Regions from separate parts of the Homo sapiens genome. Here region 1 is linked to region 2. Evidence: read pairs that join two places in POLR2A ChIA-PET (ENCODE). Cell type or tissue: MCF 10A. All regions are shown on one strand. Links, peaks and the distances in the headings refer to the core of each region. The heading gives the core; the rest is flanking DNA. Region 1 overlaps EFNA5 (ephrin A5). Region 2 overlaps EFNA5 (ephrin A5).

Region 1 (10,406 bases), core at 3,249-5,748, 70 kb before region 2:
CAAAACCTTCCTAGTTAGAGTACAGGCTTTGGCATTTACTTAGGGGCGAATAGAAACAATGCTGTGGAAGAGATTCATTTTTGCTTTATAGGCCACAGAAGTACTTATGTGCCCCTCTAGGAATTGACTTGAATAGCTCCCATTTATTGAGCACTTACTGTGTCTGAGCACAGTCCTTTATAGACTAAATCATCATTTTTAAAAATCCTGACAAAAGCTCTTGTGAGGGAAGTATTATAATTCTTGTTTTGCTGCTGAGAAAACTGATTTTTACATACTTTATACTAGCCAAAGGTCCCTTGGCCAGTAAATGGCCCTTACCACTCAGCTGGGCTATGTGGAGTGATACAGTTTGTCTAACAGAACTTGATGAAATGTTGAAGGGTGACCTTGGGGCAGAATTTCCGAGGAGGTGTAGTGGAGGAGAATGGTAGGGACTATATGCTAATATGAAAAGAGCATTAAAAATGCACATTTTTATTCCTCTTTGTTGAGCATTTAATGGACTGAGGTAGCAAGCCATAATTTGGCATCCACTACAAATAACTAGTATAACCGGAGGTTAAATGTTTCGTGGACTGGTTCTTTGGAGCTAATTGTGAGGCCATGTGTATGTACAATCTGTATATACAACCAAATTGCTAGGGATTCACATACCACTGGCCCTTCTTGCCTGCATGCAGGTAAGCTTGGTTCCTGAAGGCTGGCAAAGGTATAGAGCTATTTTTGAAGACGTTCAGAAGAAATTCTGGATATTCCCTGAATAAAAGTTTTAGAATTTAGCAATCATACAGTCAGGAAATTTTCCTCTATAGTCAACCTAAATTATTTCACTTAAAGTCAGTTTTGGTTTACATAATAACAATATACCTTTACTTAAGAATTTTAAATGCAGATTTTGCTTTCTGTATTATAAGCACATTTTGAGCAAGAAATAATCATTTTTAAGCTATAGGGAACAATACATAGATGCTTGAAGTGACTCTGCGTTATTTTGTGTCCCAAATCCCTCACTTTCATCTTAGTTTCCCTTCCTTTTGTTTCATTCCTTCACAAGAGTTCTTGCCATAGAGTTTAACAGCCAGTAAATTCTTCCTGATTAGTTTCAAAGACAGAAGTCTCCTGATAGGCAGTGAGTGGATCAGGTTCTCACCTAATCTCCAGAGAGACAACAAGTAAGGGGAAGAAAGGGTTTGACACTTTATCCATTATGTACCTCTCTGCTTTGCCAGACTAACCCAAGTCTTTTCGTTGAATTGCGTGTCTGCAAACATTAGGCAATTCATTCCTTAGCATAGCTGTTTGTACCTCTGCAGTGGAAGTTGTTACCCCATCTTCTAATTTAGTTGTTTATATGGGTAATATTAGTATATGAGTTATACTATAGTTTATATATGTTATCTGCATTTTTGCATGTGTTCCCATTACTAGATTCTAAGATTCTTGAGGTCAGAGATTGAGTCATGGCAAAAACACCATACTCAAGGGCTGGCCCATGATGCTTAAGAACTTGAGGTGGGTTGGTTCTGGGTACACTTCTCTGCTCCTCCACTGACTACTTGCTGTGGTCCTAGACAAGTTACTTAATCATTCCCTGTTTCATCTTTCTCATTTATATATGGAAATACTAATCTATTTGTCTGATAGAGTTACTGTGATGATTAAATGATGTATTATTAAACATAAAGCATAGAAAAATGCCTGGCGCATAGTATGTGGTCAATAAATTTTAGCTATTAATACTTTCAAATGTATTTCTGTATTATTATATAAAAATACCATATAATTATACAGAGATATGTCAAAGAGAGAGCATAGTCTAACTTTAGAGTTGAGGTGACCTGGGATCAAATGCTGCCTCTTTTCTCCAACCCTCAATTTTCACTTATGTAAAATAGGATGTATAATTTGCAAAATTGTGTTGATTCAGTGAGAAAGTAAACGCATGTAAAATGCATGGTGCATAATTTTGGATCCATGAAATCTACATATTATTCATTTTTATTATTCTGATTCATTAACATGGAGAATTAGTCATTTGACGATTAGCCTATGAGTTGTCTGCCCATAGTGTGCCTCTCTTCATTTCAATTTATTGGCTACCTGTTGCCAGATGTTTTGCCAGCCTAACTAAATTCATGTATTGATTTGTGAGAAAATTATTCTTTTTGATTTTATCAGTTTGGAAGATGAAAAAATATCTTTTAAAAAAATACCAAGGCCTGGAGTCAGGTTTTTTATTTTCTACCAACTAGATGTTTACCTTAATCAAGTCATCGATTGCTCTGGGACTCTGTTTTTCATCTTTACAAGGTGATTGAATTAGTCGATCTCTTAGGCGAGAGCATCTCACTTAGAAGATCCGAGATGTGGTAAGGCCTTGACACTATTTAACTGTTTGACCTTGGGCAAGTCACTTAACCTTGGTCAAGTCGTGTTTCCTCATCTGTGAAATGAGGGGATTGTTGTCTTCTGGGAGGTCATTTTCAACTTCATTAATCTATCAGCCTTTAAAACTTCTTTTTTAAAAACTTATGATTTACTTCTCCCCAACCCTCCAACTTTGTTTTTTCAGTTAAGAGGAACTAATACATACATATTTACATTGTGTAAACTTTTGAAGAGGACACAGAAGTTTTCTTTTTTACTTTCAAACATGACTCTAAAGATTTTATTAAAAGGATTTTTTTTTCTGTTTTGTTTTCAGACATGGCTTTAAATATTTATATCTGGAAAACCACACTGAAGTTACAATTAGTCAGTAATAAAAATAATGTGTGACATATATTCAACTACCCAAACCATCCAACATCCCTTATCAGAGTTGATGAGTTGAATCCTGAAGTTTGACGCAGGGAGATCGCAACTGTGCTGTATCTGAGTAAACTCTTAATTTAGACTAATTCTAAGAATTAAAAATGGTTTTAAAAAATCTAAGTGCTTCAAAAGAAGAAAAAGAAGAGCCTAGAATAAAATGTTTTCAATTCACAGCTATAAAATGTACCACAAGTTGAAACTATTTGGTTTTCATTTGTTTTCCCTTTGCATTTGGAAGGAAGTAAGAAGTAGAATAAGAATTTTTAAACATTGGGTACTTGTATATAGTATTTTAATTCAGCAAACAATTATGCAATATAAGTATTTTAGTTACATAAATATGACTCCATTGTCACACCCTTTTATTGCATGTTTTGACAAAGCTCAACTAATTTTATACATATCTTTCATGTGATTATTAAAAATATATAAATAATGTCATAGTAAACTTTATAATATGAAATGAACTTTTCAAAACTTGCTTTAATAATCAGTGAGAACCTAAGTGAATAAGACATGTTGGTTCTTTAAAGTAAGTTCCAAGATGCCAGTTCTCTTTGCAAGAATGATTTAGGCAAAAAATCAGTTAAACTTTTTTTCAGTGAAACTTTAAGTAAGTTACTAAATGCGTTTGCATCAAGATGATGGTAAGTATAGAAATAGATATATAAACAGAAATGCCTAAATATTATCTAATCCACCTGTTTAATGCCCTTCTTGCTTTGGACAGCTTTGCTTATAGACCTCATTTATTGGAGTTGCCTGGCCCACTCAGGGTCTGTTTTCTCTGCAGTTTCTAGTCAAATTATTCCTAATCAGTTTCATGGGTAAATTGGACTGGATTCACCCCATTTCCTGTGACAGTGTGAGTTTTCGGTGGACTAATCACAGTCACAGAGCACAGTGATGTGTCCTCTTAGAGGTTAGGCTTGTTCTCATCCAAGTAGATTGATTTGTGAGCAGCAGCCATTACCGACAGTAAAATGTGTGTTTGCTGGTGTTTCTGCATTTAGTAATTTGTTGGACATGAACTGAATGTTTTTCATTTCCTTGTTATCTAATAAAAGCTGTTCAACTTAACTTAATCCAAGTTGAACTTTTGTGGAATCTATTTTATTCCTCTCCATTATTTTATAATTCTGTAATCTTAAATTTTTTGATTATCAGAATGAGCATTAAAGTAGGTCTGTTTTACTAATAATTATTTCCAGTTACCAATATAGCTATTTTCATTGAAAGATATTCATAAAATAAGAGCTCATTATAATTGCAATGCCAGTTATGGGGCTATGATTTTGAACTATGTTTCTCTTTTATAAATATTGAGTTACTGTTAATTTATTGTAGACAGTTATACCCACGATGCATTGTGAGATGCTGAAGAAAGTGTATATAGTAGCTACATATTTACACCAAGAAGTTTGCTTGTCTGGCTCTTAAATTTCCAGAATTGAATATGATAGAAATAGGTTGATATTTTGTTAAGATGCAAAATAAATCATTTTACTTAAATACATACATATACTGCATTTTACATAATCTTATCAACTATATTTCATTTTCTTGTGTTTTATATTGTCAGGGTGATAACATCACAGAGATGCTATTTTTGAAAAAATTTTGCATTATAGGGGCTTTATGCATTTCATAATTGTCTTTGATATGTTATTTAAAATATGCTTAATAGTTGCCTACAATGTACTGACAGTCATATTCAAAAGTCTCAATTTCAGTGGAATATATATAATAAAATACTATTTCTGGAGAAACTTAGAGAACTGACCCAAATGTCTGTACTTTTCTCATACAGGAAAATCCCATACAATGAAGCTTTTTAAATAAGCTTTAAAAAAATTTATTTGTGGTCAAGGACATTCTATATTAAGAACCACTTTCAGTGATAGTACCCACTGATAGTAAGTAGAAGTATCCCCCTCACCATGTAAATATTTTTTTCAGAAGCAGTTGAATGTTTTCTCAACAGCTTCCCATTTCAATAAGATATGCACAAAATGAGTCAATATGTGTGACCCTTTCTGTCTCAGTGTTTACAGGGAGATCCAGGAACTCAAGTAGATTTGTAAAAGGAAGAACTAGTACCAACATGTTTAATCAGTATTACCCTTTACTATCCCTCAGTAATATTTATCTCACCTCACTGGACATTAATACCAGATACTTATAATCTACTTGGTTTCTTTTTGTTTACAGTAGTCAACATAGTGCTTGGCACACAGTAGGCATGTTGTAGAATTTTTAAAATATGAGAATGATAATGCCTTTAAGCATATAGTATCTTTAAATTTTTCAAAAATATTTTGTATATAAGATGTACGACATGTACACCATGATATATGTATATCATGTTTTGATATACAGAGTGAAATAATTACCATAGTCAAGGAAGTCAGTTTATCCAATCTATCCCTTTTAGCATACTTTCAGTATACAACACAATATTACTAACTATAGTCATCATGCTGTACATTCCATCTCTAGACTGCAACTGCGTACTCTTTTCCTATACCTTAGATACTAATTACTAAGCATATAGTGTCTGTTAGATTCTGCTCACCTATCATTTCACAGAAAAAGAGCTGTGCTTTAGTTAACCAATTTTTTATTTGTTAATTGGAAGCCAGAGCTAACCTATGATTATTCTTCACAGCAGAAGTGTAAATAGATCCTTATCCATTGTTTCTCTCAGCTGCATTGGTCTCAGCCTCTTAGGTATTTGAAAAGATAGATTGACGATGGCAAAACAGGTGACGGCTTCAGGCCACAGGGAATATGTGGTCAAATGAGTTTGGCTCTATTACTGGTACTGAATCCATATTTATCTGGAGAAAACAATAATAGCTAAGTAGCTAATTTGATCAAGGTTTAGAATAAGTCTTTTATTGTTGTTTTAGCAATCTCCAAATCAAGAGTTGCATCTTTAAACATGCCTAACACTTTTAAACATTTGGGGGCTGTTCTGTAAAGAATTCATGACTTTAAGTATATGTAATATCCATAAGATGTGAATGAAAAGAACTACCCCTGCCCAATCTTTCTGAAGTGAGAATCAGACAAAAATATTTATTTGTTCTGGTGTTTTAGGGTAAATTTAATGACTAGATTGACTATAAAACTTGATTCAGTATAGTGTGAATAAATTGGTTTAAATGGCACTAAAAACACTCTTATACATACCAAGATTTGCTAGATATAAATTTGGCAGAGTTATTAACATGTGAATAGTGAATGCCACTTACAAGGACTTTTAAACAAATTATGAAGGGTAGTACAAATTTAATTCGGTCAGTTGGGAAAAATACTTTGGATAAAATACAGGTGAACAGTTTAGTGCTACACAAGTTTAAAGGTAGCCCGGAAATTACTTCAACTTCTACAAGGCAGATTTACTGATCTTTATGTCCCCTTGTTTGAAGCTTTTCACATAATAGATATATATTTTCTGGATGTATTTAACCCATGTCTGGATAGCTGAAGACATTTGTAAGTCATGGCATTATATAATTGACTCTAAATAACTAATGCATGTGGGGCTTAATACCTAGGTGATGGATTGATAGGTGCAGCAAACCACCATGGCACATGTTTACCTAAAAACCCTGCACATCCTACACATGTATCCCAGAACTTAAAATTTGAAAAACAGAACAGGCCAGGCGTGGTGGCTCACGCCTGTAATCCCAGCACTTTGAGAGGCTGAGGTGGGCAGATCACTTGAGGTTGGGAGTTCGAGACCGGCCTGACCAACCTGGAGAAACCCCATCTCTACTAAAAATACAAAATTAGCCAGGTATTGTGGCACATGCCTGTAATCCCAGCTACTCAGGAGGCTGAGGCAGCAGAATTGCTTGAACCCAGGAGACGGAGGTTGCAGTGAGCCGAGATTGCACCATTGCACTCCAAACTGGGTGGCAGGGCAAGACTGTCTCAAAAAAACAAACAAAAAACAAAACAGAAAAAAGTAGACAGTAGTCACTTAAAATTTGTTGAGGAAATTCACTTCTTAAACTCTTGATTGAGCATCTATTATGTGTCAGTTACCAACTAGGTAATTAACAAAGATTTTTTGATGACAAAATAAACAGTTATTCATGAAAAAATAACTGGATTTGTCTGCTTGTTACAGCAAAAAATATACAAGTTTCTATTTACATATGAGATTTCTTTGGATGCAAGTATTTTTTCTGTTTAATGAGCCTATTCCGATAGACCATGTTTTGTTCACTAATTTGAATAAATAATTTTTGAAACGAAGCAAAATGTTCTCATTTTTTTCTACATAATGATTCTTTTTTTTCCTCATTTTTTAAGTAAACACTAAAGTTTTTCTGAAGGTTACTAGAAGATAACAAGTAGCAATATAGTATTTGTCTGACGAATCTGAGCCAAGGTGACTATTTATCACTAATGGAGGATGACGACGACGGATTTAAGAAGTCATCCCCTGTATTGTCTCCAGCACAAAAACCTTCCGCCTGCATCTTTCAGCTTGTATCGCCACTTCTAAAGGATCCATGGGCAAACTGCTGAATTTTTATTAATCAGCTTAACTTAATGAGATGAAAAGACTTTTCCCAAAGAATGGAGAAGGGAGAGACAGATACTGAGAGCTACTCTAATTCTTTTCCATGAAAAAAACATTTTCCTCCCTGATTTTCTAGGGAAGACATGTTCAGTTGTTTCCAGGTAATTCATCCGAAAAGTCTTTCTAATTTTCACACACAGACTTTCTCTAGCCATGTGCTGCCTTTATTATTATTATTATTATTATTATTATTAAAGAAAATAGACAGCTATAAAGAAGAATTAATGAGAGTTGAGGGGGGAAATACCTTTGGGAAAGAAGGCAGGAAAGCTTAAGCTGATAAAACATGACTCTTTTTTGATGGGGGCTCTCTTTGGATAACTTGCCCTTGTCTAAATTCTTCTCTCTTCTGGTCCTTCCTGTCCCCACTCCCCCATTCACTCCCCCTCTCGTCAAGCTTACTTCATAAATGGTACCAGCTGGAGATCTTTTAGTGGCATTCAGGGATTACTTCCCTTCGGGGTTTTAATAAGCCCTGATGCTTGAAACACAGTGAAGGTGCTTCTGGAGACAATCACCTTTCAGGCTGGGACCATGGGACCCTTTTGGGGGCCCAGATGGTTGTGTCTGGAGAGCACCCCAGGATGTGCTGCAGATGGCAGATCACTGAAGCAGGGTGTCCACGGGCCTGAATGATCAGGAAGCAATCAATAGAGGGATGGGTTTCTGTGCAGTCAATAGAGGGTGCTTCCTATGATTTCTCAACCCACTTGACTCACAACCCACAAATCCTCCTGTAAATGGTTGGATTTGAATCTATGACCAGCCAGAATTGCTACCACTAAAGTCCATACAGTCCAGTGCTTATCAGAACCCCTATGATGGGACCCCCACCCCTGCACAATGGGGGCACTAGCATGGCAAGATTCTGATTTCATTTGTTAGATCTACTTAGGAGTTATTTAAAGGACTAAGTCAGCCGGTGCAGGGGCATCCGTGTTAGAAGAGAAATGTGCTGTTGCCTCCTGTTGTTTTTTGAGGCCCTCCTAATAGTTTTCTTATATTACCTACTGATTTGTCTCAATATATGCCTTTTAAAATTTAGTTCTGAGACTCAATCAGGAAAAGTATATAAACATGGTACCACATGGGGCCTTCAAGATCGTCTAGATTAGTTTTTTTTTTTTTTTTCAGGTGAGGAAATGGACAAAATGACATTTTAGATGACACACAAAACACAAATCTGTCTTCTCATCTATAATTTCTAAGATTTTTCTTCTTCCTACTCTCCACCATGGAACTCTGTTTAAAGTGATCCCTAAAAGACTTAATAGAAAATCCTAGTGCCAAGGAGCTTCCTTTAAAAACCATGACCACTCCCCGTATTCTTTCTTTCTCTCCATTTTGCGAACATTTTACTTTTTCTTCTCTCCTCATACCATCTTCTACCATCTTGGTTTCATGTCCTTCAGGAAAGTAAAAACACACATATTTTAGAGAATGCTATAACTGCCCAATTAAGTGGTGATTAAGTGGTGATATTCTCCAGTCTATGAAATATTTTAGAACTCACTTGCGTTCCAGGGAAAGAAGTCTTGTTTTGGAGGGTTGAGAATCGATCGATTCACTCTTGACATTCCTTGGCTTTTTTTTTTTTTTTTTTAGTTGACAAAAATTGTATATATCTATGGTCTACAAAATGATATTTTGATATATGTGTATACATCATGGAATGGCTAAATCAAGCTATTTAACATGCATTACTTCACATACTTATTTTTTGTGGTGAGAACCCTTGAAATCTGCTCTCAGCAATTTTGAAGTATACAATATATTATTAACTATAGCCACTATAATGCACAATAGATCTCTTGAACTTATTCCTTCTGTCTAAGGGAAAGTTTGTGTCCTTTGACCAAAATCTCTCCAATCCCTACAGTCCCCTCCTTGGCCTTTTAAACAAAAGTGAAATGTCTCATTAAGTAGATTTGGGAACACAGGAAATAAGATTGATTATGATTTTACTAAGTCATTGAATGATGGTGATAGAGGGTGTCTCTTAAAATGCCATCTGTTTGGGCCAGGCCTTCTCTGCCTTGTCTCCACTTAATCCAGCTCATGGCTTTTAGATACTGCCCTTTTTTGACAGTTTTGACTGGGGAAAACGAGAGTATGGGCAGTTTTAGGCTAGCCATTGGGTTGAGCATGGGCTTGATATGGAGCTGGAATATAGGAAACAGCTGTTCTTTGTCTGGGTGGACAGTCATTGATTTTTAAATACTTGGGCCTCCTGTTGGTATAAAAACCCATTTGTGCCTCTTTAGATTAAGGCTAATTTTTGTGGTAGTGAGTGCAGATGCAATGAACAGATGCTGTACACTTGCTTTGGCTTTTATACATATTTATACTTTAAAATGAAATTTAATTAAAAATTAAATGCATCATTAGGTCATAAAAAGAAAATCCTTAAATAGAATGTATTGCATCAAATAAAATCATCATCCCAGAATACCTTGGGAGTTGATGTATTAATAAACTTCCTAGACAAAAGTGAACTGTCTATTATTTACTAGGATTTTATTTTTCTCCCCTGTAGGTAGTCCACAGCCTACCATGCTCTTGTGCATACAGTGATTTCCTGAAACCATAGTAACCTTAATCAGAAAATTATAAGCACTGGAAATTGATGATTACTCATTTTCTCCGACACAAGGAAAAGCAGTTTCCAGAATGTGTGTGAGCTTTATTTCTACATTTTTTTTTTTTTTGAGACAGAGTCTCACTCTGTTGCCCAGGCTGGAGTGCGGTGGTACAGTCTCTGCTCACTGTAACCTTTGCCTCCTGGGTTCAAGTGATTCCTGCTCCTCAGCCTCCCGAGTAGCTGGGACTACAGGCACGTACCACCATGCCCAGCTAATTTTTTGTATTTTTAGTAGAGATGGGTTTCACCATGTTGCCCAGGCTGGTCTCGAACTCCTGACCTCAAGCAATCCACCTGCCTTGGCCTCCCAAAGTGCTGGGATTACAGGTGTGAGCCACCGTGCCC
Region 2 (10,406 bases), core at 2,907-5,406:
AAGTTATTAATGCAGTTTTGGCAGATGAGCATGCTGGGGAGGAGGGAACTAGATCTGAATTAAACAGCCTGGCTGGCAATGTTGTTCACAGCCTGAATTGCTCAACTTTAATGAGGTCTTGCTACAACCATATATTTTGTACACACACATCTTAAAAATTTCTTGTTCAAAGTCTTCTTCCAGTTTCATCCAAAGCACAAATTTACGGTAAAAAAACATATTCTCAACGTACTGGCTCAATGCTGAGATCAGGAAATTCTCTAAGCTCGTTTTTTTGGAACATGCTGATTTTAAAATCCATGATTTCTACAATTTGGAGAACAACAAATTGACCAAAACAGCCACACTTTTGTGTGGACACAGCTAATGGAGTGGTACAACACAATGTGGGCGCATGCTTATTTTTCTGTGGTGTTTGTGGTTGTTTTTCTTTTTTCTTTTCTTTTCTTTTCTTTTTTTTTTTTTTTTTTTGAGATGGAGTCTTGCTCTTTTGCCCAGGCTGGAGTGTAGTGGCGCATCTCGGCTCACTGCAAGCTCCGCCTCCCGAGTTCACGCCATTCTCCTGCCTTAGCCTCCTGAGTAGCTGGGACTACAGGCTCCCGCCACCATGCCCGGCTAATTTTTGTATTTTTAGTAGAGACAGGGTTTCACCGTGTTAGCCAGGATGGTCTCGATCTCCTGACCTCATGATCTGCCTGCCTGGGCCTCCCAAAGTGCTGGGATTACAGGTTTTTCTTTTTTTTCCTGTGAAAGGGTGTAAGTATTGTGCTGTGCAGTTGCTCACCCTAATTTATCATAATTTCAGATGATCATGAAGAGAAGAAGATCCTTGTGAGAGGAAATAAATAGCTGGAGAAAATGAGTTGATTAAAATATAGACCCTGTTCTCATGCAAATGTTCCTAATTTTTAAATGTAGGTGTAGAATTCTGTATATTATAAAAATGTTCTCTAAATGGAACATTCTTCAGTGTTCATAAGGTCTTGTCAGATATTTAACTTTTAATATTAAGTATCTTCAATTGCACTGGCAGTTGGTCACTGAAAAGAACTCTTTAAAATGTAATTTGTGTGCAGCTATATAGACTTGTCAAGCACCCTTAAAAGTGTGATTATATAGTCCACTAATAGACCTTTCTGAGGGGCTGAATTATGGTTGAAATTCTCACCCAAAGCATATAAAATCAGCCTTGAAAGTCCAGGAAATGCTATGGATGACTGTAAACTGTTAAGAGATTTATGGATAAAGAGTTTTATTATAAATATTCTGAGTTGTAGTTGATTAAACATCTGTCTCTTTGTTATATAGTTAAAATATTGCAAAGAACTAGAAAGAGATCTTTTGGCTAAAAAGTGAAATCTCTGAAGGATGCAAAGGTCAGAAGTGCCACTCGTGCAGCAAGGTGGGGCATATTGAAGTTCTGCTGGAAGTGAATTTGGGGTGCAGCCTCTTTGGTGGATGAAAACATTTCAACTAAATGATGAATTCACCCTGTGCTTTTTTTGAACTGAAATTATCAAGTCATGTTGCTCATTTCTATTATTCAGACAGAGAGAGAGAAAAGGACTATAATACTATTAACTGTGGCTTTTATTATTATTATTATTCTGGTATGGAATGATTTTATTCAAGGGTGGTCTTTTTTTTTTCTTTTTTCTTTTTAAGACTGGGTCACACAACTATATGTTTCTTGGAGCCTCTTGTCTGTCATGCAGTTCTAAAGAGAAACACTGTGGATAAAGAAAAGACTTCAGCAGCAGACCTGAGTTAGAATGCTGGTTCAGCCACTAGCCGTTCAAACAGTAGTAATGATTACAGTAATGGCCACTATTTTTTGCTTATTCTGTACTAGCTCTTTGTATATATTTTACTTCATTCTCTTAGCTCTGGAAAGTTGAACCTGGCTCCATGTCACACAGTTGGTTAATGGATGAGCCGGAATTCTAATCCAGCTGTGTTTGTGTCCAAAATCTATGGTCTTTCTTCTGCATCATGATTACCAAAGCTTTTTGCACTATAATGTCCTTCTGTATAAAATAAGGACAGTGTTAATGCTTAACTTCCAGGGTTGTTGGGAAGAGTAGAGAGGGTATGTAGAGTTCAAGGCATGCAGTGGGCAAGCAGGAAGTGGCAGAGTTGATCAGGGCCACAGTGTGCTTCATGTGGACACCATTTATGCACTTTTGTCTTTATGGGTCCTTTCCTCCATTAAAAAAATTAAAATTTTGTCTTATGACTGTGTTGGTGTAAATACAAATGTGATCAAGGCTGGATTTTATTTATTTTAAAAGAAATTAAAACACTGCTGGGGTCTTAGGCACTGGGCCTACCATGTCCAGCGTAGAAGCCAGCCCCATATCATCGCAGGCTCCCTTTTAATTTCAGACAGCAGTGTCATTTCCTTTTGCGAATCATGTTGCCATCATGTCCTTTTTACTGCAAAAAGAATTCTGCTTGGCAAATGTACATGGGTATGAGTGTGTGTGTTTGGGGAGAACAAAAGTCTGTCACCATCAGTATTAATTGGACAGATGCTCTGAACAGTGGATGCTTATAAGGGTGCCTCTTGCCTGATAAGTCTGAGGTAGGCCATTTATCATTTATTTTTTCTGGTATTCTTTTACATATATTACAATTTTTAGAACACTCAGATTCAAACTGAAAGTTATGTATTTAAAAGGTCTAGAAATTTCTCACTTTTTTTCCTCTACTGATTAGAACTGGGAACTGGTTTTGGCCTCGTGTGGCCCCCTCTTGGGACTCTCTGGGTTGGTGTCCAGGGCAGTTACTCCTTGCCCGAAACCACCCCTGAAATCCACAACCCAAAACTGATTATCATCAACATTTCTCAATTTCCAAAATGAAATTTGTAGTTACCTCAGACTTCATGGATTTTGGCCTGGTATACATGCATAACCAGTTGGATTGACTCATAGCTAGTTTAATTACGTGGTGCTTTGCTTAGATTGCAGACTTCTCTAGGAGAGGCACACTTTTGCATCTTCTCAGCACCTAAGCATTTAATAAATTCTTGTTGATTGAATGGAGGAATGACTGGCTGGCAAAGAACCAGTCAGTTATGTCAAAGGTGCCAATTTGATTGTCTTGAGACACAATCCATTAAAAACTCAGCTGTTTGGCGAGAGAGTAGAGGCCTCACCAAAAGTTGAGAATTCGAGAGAAATCTTTTATAATCTTATCAGGACCCAGGCTATGTTCTTTGATCAGTTAAGGAAAAAAATGCCAACTGTCAGGCATAACCTAAGATTTCAGGAAGTCTTCCACAGCAATGTCTGAACCCCCGCGCTCCAAAAAAGGTTTATCCCTCCTGTGGATGGCAGACAATATGCTTGCTGATGCAGCCGGTGATATAATTAAACTTTTGACCACATGCATGACTTTAAGCAAAGAAGTGGCTAAAGCTCTGTGTCTAACGTGATTGAAGGGTGGAATCCGATGGTGAGGCTCCCCCAACTAATCTCTCCTTTCACAGTTCTCTAGAAGCAGGCCTTCTGGGGGTCCAGAGTTTACAATAAGACCCTTTTATACTTCAAATGTCAGCAAAACATTCAGACTAGCTCTTCCCAAAACACGAAGGGGTAAGCCTGGCCATTCTTTCCTCTTGACATTTGGTCTAATTCCATTTCAGATAAGTGGGCCTTGGATGTAATCCATCTGGAGTGGGGTATCCTTAAATTTCCCGTTTCGGCCTGCCTTTTGCATCTTAACCCTTATTGCTGAACCTTCACTGGGTTTTCTGTGTCTGAAAGGGCACACAGCTCTTCCTTTTTGTTTTAGCCTACAGTAATATCTGAAATTTAGATTTCACAGAAACTATGAAATGCTATTCACAGACAAAACAGCCCAACCGAGAAACTGACTTCATCTGGGAATGGCAAATTTCCCCTTTTCCCAGGCTACGTTCCCAAGCAAGATTTGAGTTTTATGTTCACAATTGACTTGTTTCAGAGTGACCAGGTGGCCAAAGTGCCTCTGAAAACCCCCTCAGGGCCTGAGGAAATTTGTGTTGGCAATTATGTTAGTCATTTTGCAGGTGAAAGGTATTCTGATTTACATTTCACAATCTGATCTGCTGCAAGGCAAGGGCGAAAAACTGGTGTAGTTGGCCACTAGATCTTTCTAAACTAAGAGTGAAATATAGATACTTAAGATTTAGGCAAAATTCTCTGACTAAAGCTGAGATAGGTGGGCAAGTTGAAACAGATTTCCATGTTTTGGGACTGGAAATAACCCTGGAATGCTAACCTTCATGGGGTGGAGGGGTTTATATGTGCAACAATTTGACTGTCAGAATGTGGATTAGAGAAGGGATTTCATCACACCTTAGTATTGTACAACTTCAGCAGTTGTTCTGAGATTCTAAAGGGAGGAGGCTTAGTATTTTTGCAGTTAAATAACAGTATGGCAAGCTTCTCTGATGTGTTCCCTCATTCTCATGTAGTAAATAATTTGGGTGTTAGCAGCTTTATAAGAACCTTTATAAACAGCCATTGTGTTTTCCTCTCACATGAGTCTGCTCCAACATGCTGGATAAGCAGTGGTAATTGATAAAGTCATGTATACAGCCTTTATTTCCATGGGTAAATTTATGGTCAGGAAAATATCTGAATTAGTCTTGTCTAAGACAATTGAAAGAAATGTCGGCATAGTTCCTGATGATGGATTTTTTTCATGTAATTCTTTTGCATTTGGCAAGATTCTAAATTGATTTTATGAATAGGACGGCAGATTAACCTTTCTGTAACAGGCTGGAAAAATGATCACTTGGAAACATGGTGCCCCCTAATAGCATTCTTTGTAGCAATCAGAGATAATCTGCTTGTGTGCAGTCATGTTATTAGCTCATTTCCTTAAGCCGTTTCCTAAACTTGTTATGTGATTGCCGTGATGGTCCCAGTTACTGGATTGGGGATAGTTCCTCTACTGGATGTAACTTTTCTCACTTAAAAAGAGTATGATAATGATGATGGAAATGGTTGTTTCTGTGAGAACACTGTAGGAAAAGCAGAAAACTAGAAAACATCCATTTACAACAACCCATTTTGTACCCTGCCGATGCATTTGGAGAACTAGACATTTAGCTTAAACAAGTTCTGGACAGTTATCATTAATGGCATCCTTGGGTGAGTGTTTAATACAACCATTTAAGTTACTGTTTGCCTGGCATTTCCTCCTTTAGGAAATGAGGCAGTTTGCAGAAAAGAAATTAAATAAATCCTGCCTTTCCTTTTTATTGCCTTTGAGATTTCCATGAAAACTTTTATTTCTTGGGACCTCTAAGTATATTTGCTATTGGCAAATGCTGATGTTCTCTTAACTAAATGATTTTGGAAACTGCTAGAAATAGGTCATGTTAAATAGGTGGAATCCTAGATGCTGTCTTTTTTCTTTATAATCTCTTTCTCCCTGATACCTTGAATTTTTACCAAATCTTTTCATTCTGTGGCCCAATTCTCATAGTGGAATGTAAACTCCTCAAGGGTAAGGACTATGTGCTGTGCTACTTGTTTTCATTGAGCTCAGTAGGTCTACAATAGATTATTTTATAGTTTTCAGGATCTCAGTCATCATGACTAACTTGCCTGGAAAAAAAAATCCAAGCTACATCTACCACATTTTCACCAACTTGAGAAAATGTTAATAAAAACATTTAAAACTGCATGAAAAGTATCTCTAACACATTTTATGAACTAATTGGTATGAAAAGCAGTCTTGGTGGGTTCAAAGGATTACTAGAAAAGGTTTTTCCCCTCAGAGGACATAATTTTCTCCTTTGGGATACATGGTATGTGTCCTGATGACCACAAAACAACCCAAACATTTTGGGAAAGTGTCTGCTTAGCTTTCTGGATTTAAAGTGCACCTGAAGATCCTTAAAAGTGTTACTAAGGTCAGTCTGTTTACAAAATATGATATTTTTCCTGATTACTTAAAGATCACTTCTTATCTGTTGGTGGAATAATTTCTTACAGACTAAAGGCTGCTTTTCACCTCTTGGATCTCTTTGATTAACTGCTTGTTATATTTATACCTCAGAACAGGACCAAAGAAAAATTCCGTTTTTATTCTTTGTTACGTTTGAAGAGTTAATGTGAAAGAACGAGTATCGTGCATTGTCAGGAAATGGTTTTTCACGTTAGCATCAGCAAAGCAGAGCAAGTGCCCTCTGCTGTGGCTTCTTCCCATATTAGACAGGGGTGTCCTTCAGCATCTTCACTGATGATGGGCATAAATCAAATTGAGAACAGTGGTATGTAGTGAATTTAGTGCAACTGCATTTTTTAATATGTAAGTAGGCTTAGGTTTTTATCTCCCTTATCTTAAGCCCCGTCAAGATCAAACTCAAGCAAGCATTCACATCCACAATTGAATCTCACCAGCCTTTTTCTTTAAGTTAACATTAGTTCAAACTCTCCCCACTGCTTCTGTCAATAGATCTTTTAAAGACAGGCATTAGAGTTAAGTTTGCCTTAGTCTTTTTCCCCCCTTCCATATAGCTTCAAGCCCAGGGGCTTCTTTTAATAGCATTAGTTAAGGCCCAGAATTGTGTAGACATTTGTGAAGGAAACTTGAAGTTTGGAACAGAATTGGCCTTTATAGTTTTTCCATGGGGGGAAAAAAATCTTCTTATGAGAATAAAGGCTGCCTACTAATCTGCTACCATCTGGAGAATGGAGAAGCCAGAGGTTGTTGGCACCAGGTCACATCCCTTATGTAAACTGTCAAATTCTTTTCATATTAATGGCATATTGAGTTTAATCTGAGGGGGTTTGGTATCAGTCAGAGCTTATTGAATGATTTTTTTTTTGCAAGGGAGGGCTCCTAGTATTGTTACAATATGAGAGAAAGACACTGAGTACTCCCGAAAATCAACCATTTGATTCATAAAAGTCTTCCTTGTACTCCCACTTTCCACCATTTAGTGATGTTTGAAGCCATGAGTAAAAATCCTCTGAGTTCTTCCAAATAACTCTTTTCCATCTGACTTTATTGAAGAAAGTATGAATACGTCTTAAATTCAATAAGAAAACCAATTGATAGTTATCATACTTATCCCCATACTTGAAATAAAATAGTAGTGAGCCTAAGATTCTGTTTTTCTTACAGATTATTTTGCACATATGTGCATGTGAGTATAAATATAGATGTGCATTTTGGTGCTTTAGGGTGTAATAGAACAGCTAAAATCACCCCAAGTCTTATGAGGCTCCTGCTAGCCAAGTGGTAAAGAATAAAAATCCTTACTTTTTGGTTATGAAACCTTTAGCCTCTTGTGGACACAGGGCCAAACAGATTGCAAATGTCTTGACAGCTCTATTCACAGCAGAAGCTTATTCCCAAAACTGGTGCAGATTGATTTTGTTCGTTCTAAAACTGTTCCGTTCTCCCCCTCTTATAAATAAAAATAGACCCACACACTCATTCCCAGACCTTTTGATAGGTAAGGGTTGAACTCTCTAAACCATAGCATGGAAACCCACGTAATCATGTTATTCCCTGGGATAGACATCCATAGTGCAAGCTAAAAGAAGTGGTGAATAAAAGCCGCTGTTGTATTCTGTACTATCCACATAGGATATTTTGGCAAAACAGGTCTAACACTGAATAAATATTTCTTGAACAAATAAATAAAAGAATGACTACAAACTCTCATTTTACCTGGACAGTCTTCTGCTTGCATAAGGAGCATGAAGAAACAAAACCTAAAAATTACGGCCAACAGGATTAAGTAAAGAAGCACTGAGATATCTAGCTTTGGAAAATTCTTTTAAATTCTGAAATGAGAGCATTTGTCCTTGGGGCCTATATTCCACTGGCACTTCTTACCCCCTGGTTTCATATGTAAACCAGAAAATGAAAACCAGACCCACTGACCCAAAGGAGATGAAGCATGTTTCTTTTGCCCATTATATTTCTCTGCTCACGCCTAGATGCCTTGCCTTCTCTGTCCTCTGTGTTTGAAGTTGAGAGCTGGGAACAGACATGAGATTGAGGTCCCAGGGAGAAGCCAAGTTCAGCCTGAGCTGGTGAACTCACTGAGACTAAGGGCAGATAATGTGAACTAAAGATACTCACTTATGACATTTGTGCCAGTAAGGGAAAGACCCACTGCGCCTTTACAAACAGGTTTCTTTTTGGTTGTCTTAACGGATGGCGCCTAGCTGAACGTCTTGGCAGTTTTCCTTAAGTAAGCGTCTCCAATTGATGATGATGGGAATGAGCTTAACACACAAGCCAGTATTACATAGGATTTTCTGCCAAAGACATTGAATGCACCAATTCTGAAGGGAATCATCATAAGGGACAGCGGGCTGATCTTACAAAACATCAGCATGCTTATGCAAGACCCCAACAGCAACAAAAATGACAAAGAATTAGGTGAAAAGGAAGGCAAAAGCTTGGGAAGAAACATGAAAATGTCCGTGTGAAGACATGTGTAAAAAAACAATGGAAGTGCAAAACTGATTTTAGTATTATATTTTGTTGGCAATAAATTCCATCCCGTTGTTTGAATGCATTTTGATCCTACGCTGCAGTGTCCATGTGCTAATAATTTAAATAATTACTGTTAACGTTATAGTAAACTCTAACTTCTAAAAGGGCAGTTAGTCCAGATTTTCTCCAGTAGTCAAGCACTGTATCTGTGAATGACTTAAGAATCTTTTCATGGCAGGTTCCCTTTGGCGGCCCCCTCCTCCCTAGCTTTCTAAACTTCTCACTTGCAAAGCAGCAAGCAGGTTTGTATTCATTCTTTTCAGCTTGCTTGGATTTTATCTGACTGCAGAGAACCGTGACTGGACAAAGATTGTGGTTTGGGGCGGTGACTGCTGTGACGGCACCCTTTGCTCCCATTGTGTGCTTTACAAGGGACTCGCTCTGCCAGAGCTCCTTTCTCCTTCCCCCGGTCTAAACCAGAGAGCTCCGAGGGCTGTCTGGCGCAGGACCAAGAGGCGGAGTTCAGCACCGCGGCCAGCAGGGGGCGTACTTGCCAGATAAGAACAGGTTTCTCGGTGCCAGAGTAACTCACATCACGCACGTTCTCTGCCGGGCTGTCCTTTTTAGTCAATTTGGCTCAAGATTAGACTCCAGAAGCATTTTATTTTGCCCTCTAAGGTCCCGGCCCACACCTGTATGACTGTCTGTCCACGCTGCTGTTTGCAGTTTCTTTTTGTTGTTAACAGTAGGCTCTGCTTTGCCATCCCTGCCGTCTGGTCACCTTTTACTTAGAAATTGGAGAGTGGTTTTCTTTCCCTCTCCCTGTATCACAGGTCAAGTTGAAGGGTACGGTCACCTGCAGGGAACAGGACCAAGTGTGTTCATTGAGCATTTTGCTGTTTTACATGACCTCGCCATAAAGGAGTGTCTCTACGAGAAAGGAAAAACCTGTTTCATAACGCAGTGCAGAGCTTTGTTTTCTCTCGTCAGGGTGACAGCCCTTTGGTTCCTGCCAGTGGGTATGCGACAGGAAGGTGGGGAAACTGGATCATGAAAATTCCACGGCTGGCAATTGCTCATTCTTTAGCCTTCTAGCCAGAGGATAGTGTCTGGTTCCCAGGGTGGCTCAGTACAGTATTTAATTCAGAGAGCCCAAACCTATGCCATTAGCATTTTATTCTTTAAAAAAAAAAAAAGAGGATGACCCTTGGTAATTTATAAGCAGCTTCAGCATAGTCTGGCACGAGGGGGTGATTGAGGAAGCGTTTTGTTTTTTGAAACTTGGATTCAGTGAACTTGTTGACTGGACTTTGCTGGGTAATGTTTTTCCCCGACAGCGAGCCATCTGCACAGGAAAAGTTCACAGTGCAACCCCGGGGCTTGTTACCACAATGTGGTGCTTTATGACTGGGAGCCTTTTCTTGAACGCCTGAGCCACTAGGTTCCTGTGCTCTCTGCCCCAGGTTGGATTACAAGTTGCCCCAGTGCTGGAGCAATTCCCACTCTGGCTGGGGCGGACACGGGAGCAGAAACCCCACAGCAGGTGCTGATGCTTCGGATATCTTTTTCTGTAGGCCCCTAAGCCCTCTTCCCCCACTCGCTCACAGTTCCCAACCCTTGCCGCCCTGGGCCCCATTCTTGGATTAGTTCTCAGGCAGCTGAAAATACTGATGTGCTACTTCCTGTTGAGAGAGAGAGAGAAGAGAGAGTGCACCCGTGCAACTGCAACAGGTACCCCCCAGGGAGGAATGTGAAATCACTGAGCTCAAATCTTAGATGGCTTTCAGAAGTCTGTGTAGAGTGAGTTTACTTTCGTTTGTTTTTAGCAGAAGCCCATTATTTAATGGCAGCAGGTTTGTTTTCAAGTCCCTTGGAAGTAACTTGGTGGTATTTCAGGTATATACGGATATAGAATCCAAACTCTGGTATTTATTGGTTCTTACTTTGCT

The links. ChIA-PET counts read pairs that join two places held together with the same protein. Peaks named below come from ENCODE experiments on the same cell type or tissue, not always from the same donor. Only the 100,000 strongest peaks of a DNase experiment are listed, where the experiment ranks them.
Region 1: POLR2A ChIA-PET joins it to region 2 with 16 read pairs; 2 of 35 experiments call an interaction of 5 or more read pairs at or near these places.

The regions. Positions count from the first base shown.
Region 1 is chr5:107,641,080-107,651,485 of GRCh38, reverse strand. All of the region lies in intron 1 of EFNA5 (ephrin A5), which reads left to right. Among named protein-coding and RNA genes, the nearest start is that of EFNA5, 25 kb to the left of the region's middle. In MCF 10A, for the core only: no CTCF peak of the experiment used is centred there; no DNase peak of the experiment used is centred there.
Region 2 is chr5:107,570,787-107,581,192 of GRCh38, reverse strand. The region is part of intron 1 of EFNA5 (ephrin A5); the gene reads left to right. Among named protein-coding and RNA genes, the nearest start is that of EFNA5, 95 kb to the left of the region's middle. RefSeq lists enhancers at 5,882-7,378, 8,851-9,145, 9,156-9,305, 9,876-10,155, 9,766-10,406. In MCF 10A, for the core only: no CTCF peak of the experiment used is centred there; a DNase peak (open chromatin) is centred at 4,002.